Regions from separate parts of the Homo sapiens genome. Here regions 2 and 3 are each linked to region 1. The links are chromatin loops, found by intact Hi-C in ENCODE. Cell type or tissue: mammary epithelial cell. All regions are shown on one strand.

What was found. Peaks named below come from ENCODE experiments on the same cell type or tissue, not always from the same donor. Only the 100,000 strongest peaks of a DNase experiment are listed, where the experiment ranks them.
Region 2: it touches region 1 in a loop (4-fold over the local background); 2 of 110 quality-filtered maps call a loop at or near these places.
Region 3: a loop joins it to region 1, with 11 times the contacts of the local background. A loop is called at or near these places in 37 of 110 quality-filtered maps.

Annotation. Positions count from the first base shown.
Region 1 is chr10:4,770,095-4,772,594 of GRCh38, reverse strand. No RefSeq gene overlaps it. Among named protein-coding and RNA genes, the nearest start is that of AKR1E2, 55 kb to the left of the region's middle. In mammary epithelial cell, a CTCF peak has its summit at 1,248 (motif pointing right); DNase peaks (open chromatin) are centred at 584, 1,094 and 1,674; H3K27ac peaks cover 2,500 bases.
Region 2 is chr10:3,910,754-3,913,253 of GRCh38, reverse strand. LINC02660 (long intergenic non-protein coding RNA 2660) reads right to left here and starts at 1,231. Exons shown (of 3, transcript NR_183984.1): 1 at 1,208-1,231. In mammary epithelial cell, no CTCF peak of the experiment used is centred here; a DNase peak (open chromatin) is centred at 1,333; H3K4me3 peaks cover 750 bases; H3K27ac peaks cover 1,913 bases.
Region 3 is chr10:3,784,096-3,786,595 of GRCh38, reverse strand. It overlaps KLF6 (KLF transcription factor 6), which reads left to right and starts at 1,387. Exons shown (of 4, transcript NM_001300.6): 1 at 1,387-1,683. The coding sequence starts at 1,582. RefSeq lists silencers at 478-537, 718-997, 1,248-1,847, a promoter at 649-1,586 and enhancers at 1,453-2,008, 2,009-2,500. In mammary epithelial cell, no CTCF peak of the experiment used is centred here; a DNase peak (open chromatin) is centred at 1,175; H3K4me3 peaks cover 1,893 bases; H3K27ac peaks cover 2,270 bases; H3K27me3 peaks cover 135 bases.

The DNA of each region.
Region 1 (2,500 bases):
TTACATTTTATGAGTTTATCGTTCACGCAAAAGTAATAGAAATCTGAAGGAGACTTGAAAGGCTTGAGGCTGAAAAACATCTAATTTATGGAATTTGAGAATTGTAGCATCTCTGGGGTAGAGTTGGGTGTTTCTCTTTGTGGCAGATCTTCTCCTTACTCTGGAATAAAATGATTTGATGAGTAAGTATAGTTTCATACACATGGTGAAGTTTCAGTATAAACTCATGCAGGATTGAGGTTGGAGCCTAGTCATTATTCTTGGTACAAAGGATTAACCCAAACGCAGTTTCTTCATTCAGAGCTACTGTACATTTATTTAGAAATGGAAATTGGGTATATAAACAAGGCAGCATCTTTGTACAATAGAGCATTTTACCCCTAATTTTAGATTTGAATTATTCAATGAAGAAACATGAGGCATATGCTTCCGGGAATGTGGAGGTACATGATCTCCACTCAATGCTCTGAAGAACATTCCATGGCAAGGACGTGGCTTGACTAACATGTCCAACTAACGATGCGCTCTTCTTTAGAAGGTTGTTTAAGAGTGGATAAATATGACTTTGGGGAAAATGGAATATTTCATTTGTGGTTTTTGGTGACCAAACCATTTCTGAGTTTCCGCTTTCCTCTTAAGTAAATAGCTATGTTTATTGTCAATTAATGTGGAGCAGGAAAGAAGACAGCACCCAGATTTCTGCCATTGTTTTGAGAAAGGATATTGGCAGGTTTTCCCAAGCCATCTCCTCCAACCCTCCTTGACACCCTTTGTCCTGGGATCTGGCTCAGTGGACACAGTTATGGGGGGTGGCACATATTCTCAGAGGATAGGAAGTTTATGGGGAAGAAGGGGAATGAAACCCACATCCAGAGACAGAATTATCTGAAACTTTAACATTCAGGGACTCTTGTTTGATAAATCCCTGCAAAATCCTGGGAGAGGCTTCCTCCTTGGCAATATGTTTCATAAGTCATGTTTTATAAATGGCTGCTTTTTATAGAAATTTATTTAATGAAGTAGAATCAGATTTTCTTCTGATTCAAAACCCCAGGAATGGATGAGTCATATGCCCATTTCCTACTCTAACTGCTCTCCTTTCTCCGCTGGAACTTTCTCAGCCAAAAGCATCATTTGGAAGAAGCAAAAACAATCTTATCTAAATGGATGTGTGCAGAGAGGACTTTGTATTTACAAATAATTTGTTTTATTTTCTGCTTCCTGTAGATGGAGCTAAATCCTTAAGCATATGTTTACATGTGATGGAATTCCCAGGAAGGAGATCTTTGAAAGACAATAATAATATCTGCTGCTGAAGGCTTTTAATTCTTTGGACAATAAGTGGTGCTACACTGGGCACAATTTGGTGCTAAAGAAAGAAAGTTATTTGTAGGCAGAATCCTGTACCTGCCTCCTAGTCTCTGCAGAGAACAGAGAGTTTGTTGTTGAATAGAAATGGCCAGCAGTGTTACTATTGCTGTATTTTGTATTTTATCTAAGGTCATATTCAACTTCTTTTTTTTCTCATAAAAAATTAAACTGTTAAACTGCCCATTATCCATTGTCCTTTTACACGGGTGTTTCCTGGTCTTGTCTGTTGCTCAATGTGATTGAATGACCATGTATGACAAATAGTAATGAGCTCATAGTATTTCCCTTAGTCAGTTAATAAACAGTGCATATCTTTGGAAGAAGAGACACACTTTATTACTTCCCCATATGGTTTCAAAGGGATGTGAGAGCACAATGAGTCAGGCCAACAGGAAAACTTAAAAAAAGAAACGGAAAAAAAAGTTTTTAAAGAATCTTATTGTGTTTCTCCCAAGTTGCTCATAGCAACTTGTTTATTAATTCTAGAAATAGGCAAAGAAATTTTATACCTTAATAAGAAAAGAAAAAGACAATATTTTAGGGAGTTTAAATAATATTTATATGGAAAACAATTTTATTAAGTGAATTCACATATGTCTTAAGTGCTTTTTAGTGTATCCAAGACAGCATTAGATACATGTTACTTCTTAAAAAAATAAATGACCCCTCAAAAAGTTTTTAAGACATTTTTCTATTTTTTTCCAATCAGCTTCCATTTTTGTAACTAGTATACTAATTCACGGCAAAGTAAAAACAAACCAATTATAACATAAAATATTACTTTGAGATATTTTGATTATTTTTAAACGTCATAATTATTTGAAATCAGAAAGCAAAAAATGCTGGAATCAAAGTTAATTTCAGCCTCCAAATGTTTAAACTGTGTATTAAAACCTCTCTCATCTTATGTAAATTTTAATTCTTTAAAGTTGTGACATTTTCAAAAATCAAATATATATTTTATTTGGATTAATACATAATCTTGCAGAATGAGTTTATTATAATTTTATTCATATATGAGCTTTAAATTTATATCCCAAATAATTCTCAGAAACATTGGAGTACTCAGTTTTGTAGGTTGGTTAGCATTTTGATGTATCATTTACTATTAGTTTTTAGAGGTTAGAGC
Region 2 (2,500 bases), 860 kb after region 1:
AAGCTCTTTTCTTCCAATATTTGTACCTAACAAGCCTTTTTTTTCTTGCATTTGTACTGTTTGAATTTCATCAAGCATATAATTGTGTTTGTTCCAATGGTAAAAATAATATTTTACTATTTACCTACTTTTTTCAAAGGGCATAGGTTCTCTAAATACTAAGTGGTAGGCAGTGTGCTGAGGGCTGGGGCTGCCAAGGTGAGTCAGAGAAACCCCTGAGTGTGCTGTGCTACCTGCCCGGTGCAGGAAACAGATATCCGAACAGACGATGGGAAAGAAGTGGGTTCTGTGAAGGTGAACAAATGTCCAGGAGGGACATGGGAGGCTGCCTCCAGGGCTGATCTAAACAGACCCCCACGCCTACCCCAGGTTTTCTGGGGGTTTTACTGCTGCTGCCGCTGATGTGAAAGGCGGTCCGTGATGTTGGTGCTCTCCCTTCCCCTCTCTTCCATCCTTCCCAGAACTCTGTGCCTTGGGCCAGGCAAGCTCAACCTTAAAGAGCGGAGGAAGAGGTGAGAAAGAATGAATGAATATTGGCCGGGTGCGGTGGCTCACGCCTGTAATCCCAGCACTTTGGGAGACCGAGGCTGGTGGGCCACCTGAGGTCAGGAGTTGGAGACCAGCCTGGCCAACATGGTGAAGCCCGTCTCTACTAAGAATACAAAAATTAGCCAGACATGATGGCACAGCCTGTAATCCCAGCTACTCAGGATTCTGAAGCAGGAGAATCGCTTGAACCCGGGAGGGAGGTGGAGGTTGCAGTGAGCCAAGATCGTGCCACTGCACTTCAGCCTGGGCAACAGAGCGAGACTGTCTGAAAAAAAAGAAAAAGAAAAAGAAAAAAAAGAATGAATGAATCTACTTCTTCTTCTGTTAAGACAAAAAGGCCCCTAATATTTTTCCAGAGGAAGAGATAGAAGAGGTAATAGCAGCTGAGAGCACCTAGAAAAAAACAGCACTTCCCAGCTGTAGCTCTCTCCAGTGAAAACGCTGAACTCAGAACAAGCATTGTGAAGTCGCAGGCGAGAGAGGCCAGCTCAGGAGGGCCCCCTGACCGCCCCAACAGACCCCACTCACAATCTCTGCTGCACATCTGCCCATGGAACAATGGCACTCCGAGCTCCTGCTCCAGATCCTCATCTTCAGCTAACAAATCAGAAAGATGAACGTCCACGGGCAACGCAGAAAACATCATAGAGATCCCTACCCAGGTTTGTCCTCTTGCTCAAAGAAAGAAGGTCGTGCATTCAGGACAAGTAACGACTTGCTGTAGCTTATCTCCTTCAATCCCAAATAGTTCTCATAGTTGGCTGAGAGAGGAGAGACCAGCCGCCTGTAATACCATCTATGATGCCTGCTCCCTTCTCTCCCTTCCAACATTTCTCCTTGACAACCCCACACCAAGAATAAACAGACGGGAAGGCAAAGATGAGCTACAAAGTTTTGAGCAACAAAGCAGGTCAAGTGGGGAATGAATACTCCCCAGCAAAACACAGAGGATCCGATTCAAGAGTTCATTGTGAATATAAGCACATAGGTTAAGCCTGCATACACCGAAAATAAAAATAACCATGCCTGATTTCAAGACTGAGACAGAAGAAAAAAATTACTCAGATAGATACGGTGGTCATCTTCACAGCCTTTTGAGCTAGCCAATATTCACTTCAATTGCCTGAGGTTTGCAGTAACTCGCTTTGGGTTCTAAAAGACACAGTGGGCTCACTGTCCCCCTTTGGGTGTCCCTCTCTGCACAGATAAACCAGCGGCACGCGGAGGGCATGAGATAGAAGCCTGTCCACAAGGGAGGAATTATCTTTTACAGGCAATCTGGGAGCACCATTGAAAAATGCTCTTCTGTGATGAAATTATGAATGCTTTCACATCAAACAAAAATGTATTGTCTAAACCCTGGGTGAATATTGGATGTCATTTTTTTTTCTGCTCAGCATTTTGATATAACTATGCAATAATCTCCAAGTAATTTCATGTTTACATACACCAGGTGACACACGGCATATGTGAAATTATGGCACTTAGGAATATTAAAGGCATCTAATGCATAATGAAAACCGTATATTGAAGAATAATTTTTCTTCTACAGTTTTATAAGCAGTTGACAAAAAGCTGACAGGAGAAATTCTTCCAATAATGGAAGTACTCTCAGGTTTAATTCTCTTATAACAATTCTATTATGCATAAAGTAAGACGGAAGAAGTCATTGGCTTATGATCTAAAGGAAAGCATAATCGCAAAACTATTGCAATCAATGCTGTTGAAAATAATTCTGCAGATAAAAATTTAATAATTTTATATGAAGATACACTGAATTACAATTTTAGGTCAAGTTGATCTTTCAAAGACAGACTGACTACCTTTTTGAACAAAAAAGACTATGCCACGTGGTATAGTTTATGTCTACCCTTTGTCTAAGGAAGCAAAATACATTTGAACAATTATTTAATTGAATCTACTTAACATCATTGATTATTTACACCTAAAA
Region 3 (2,500 bases), 990 kb after region 1:
ACACTGTCAATTCACTCTGCATAACCTTCACCGCCCACATACCGCAGGTACAAGACAAACCTCCTTTCTCCACTCCAGACTCACTAAGGTCCCCACCTAGTCTTACAGCCACATGCTTCTGCCGGACCCTCTAAAACTTAACATACAAAACCCTCTAATTTTTTTTTACATAGTCCATTCTTTCAAAATGTTTAATGTTCATTAAACTATTTTGAAACAAAAACTATAATACAGTTACAATTCAGTTTTCCATTTTGGATTTTAAAATGCTCTGGTTCGAGTCTCGACATTTTTCTTAAAAATGAACATTACGGTATATTTTAGGAGATAATTTATATGGAAAAAAACACACACACTAAATGTCGGCTTGCACCTAAATTGTTTACACGTTCATGGGAAAACCTAGCTGTTAACCTTGGTGAGGGCTAAGATCGCCCTCTACAAGATAAACACGTTTCTCCCAATTCCAAGGGGAGCCTGCGTGCTCCCCTCCCCCACTCTGGTGGCCCGGAGGACAGAGGGGACCCTAGGACTGGAGGGGGACGGAGACGGGCTCAGGGATGGAGGGGGACAGAGAGGGACCCGGAGGTGGAGGAGGACAGAGAGGGGTACCCCAAGGTTAGAGAACAGAGGATGACTAGGGGGATGTAGGGAAACAGAGCGGCGCAGAAGAGGACAGTTGGGGACGGGGCGGCCCCGGGCATAGAAGGGGACAGTTGGCGACCGGGAAGCCCCCGGCGTAGAAGGGGACAGTTGGGGACGGGGCGGCCTCGGGCATAGAAGGGGACGGGGGGGAACCGGGCGGCCCCGGGACCGGACGGCCGCCCGCAGGGTGAGCTGCCGGAACCGGGGCTCGCGCGGCGACAGGGCCCGGCTTGGTGACCGGGACGGGCGTGGGGTGGCGGGACCGGGCAGCGGGGAAGAGAGACCGGGACTGGGGACAGGCGACGCGGCCCGCCCCGGCTCTCCCAGCCCCGGCTCCCTTAGCTCCGGCCGCGGGCGCAGTGCAGGGCTCGGCCGCGCACCTCACAGCGCGGACTCCTCCGGCGCGCGGCCGCCCGCGCCTTATATACCCTGCTAAAAATAGCCTGCGAGGCCACTTTCCAATCAGAACGAGCAGAGTTCGAATTGAGCCAATGGTGCGGGCCGTGATGGAGAGTCTCGGTCACGCCAGGCGGGGCCGCTGTGTGTCGCCGCCTGCGATTGGCCGGAGCTGACATCATCGGCGCGCAGCCCCCGGGCCGGGAGCCACGGGATTGGGCCGCGCACGGGGCGGGCGCGGGGCGAGTCACGTGGGGGGAGGGGGAGTGGGGGGAGCCAGGCGGGGGCGGAGGGGGAGGCTGGCAGCGGAGCTTTGAATAGGGAAGTTTTGCAGGGGTTACGTTTGCAGTCAGTCCGGTGTTTGCAAATATTGTGTGGGCTCCGCGCGCTGCGGGCTGCGGGAGGGTCCGGCCGGGCGTCTCTGCGAGCCTGGAGTTTGCATGAAACTTTCACCTGCGCTCCGGGGAGACTTTCGGCTCCGGCTCCCACCGCGCGCCTCGCCGCCCTCGCGACCGCGGGCTCCGTCCAACCCGGCCCGACATGGACGTGCTCCCCATGTGCAGCATCTTCCAGGAGCTCCAGATCGTGCACGAGACCGGCTACTTCTCGGCGCTGCCGTCTCTGGAGGAGTACTGGCAACAGGTAAACGCAGCCGGCCGCGGTTCCCTGCGGGCGCCGGGGCGCGGGCCGGGTCGGCTGTTTGGGGTTCAGACCCGGTGCTCTCTGCGGTCCGCTGGGCCTGGGCCCCGCGCTGTCACCGGGGGAGCGGGCGCAGCGCCCCCGCCGATCGATCCTCCAGGCTGCGATCAGCGTCCGCCCAGGGAAGCCCCAACTCCCGGCACAGCCCGGCCGAGCCCCTGGCACGAGTTCGGAGCCTGTCCCCGCTCCAGACGCCACAGCTGGAGCTTGTCATGGGGACCAACTTGCTCTGCCTGCCAAGGTGTTTTTTTTTTGTTTGTTTGTTTTTTGTTGTTTTTTTTTAACGGATTTTGTTTTTGTTTTGTTTCTTGGTGCTTGTACTTAACAGTTTTTTAAAAAAATCACATTTTGCCCCCAGAACGTAGACCAGCTCTCTTTTATTTTTGTCTTTTTTAAACTGTAGACCATTTCCAATGTGTTTTCTGCTCTTTGGAATGCCTAACATTTCCCCTAGATCTGCCTTATTTGTCTTCCCTGCTTCTCTTGTTGACCAAGAAAAATAAAAATAAAACTGTGTACACCCCAGTGACTTGTCAGTCTTGTGACAATGAGCCCGTCCAAACTGCTTCAAGTCTTAGTTTGGAAAGAAGGACCTCGGTTTCCGACATTGTCGTAGAACTGGAATTTGGGGGCATTGGAAATTTAAGAAACTTACCAGGTCCCCGTGCTTATAGGTAGCATCGCCCGAGGGGAGAGAGACTGACACTCCTCCCATTGTCTCTCCAGCGATCGCAGGAGGGTTTACTGTTGTCTCCCTGCC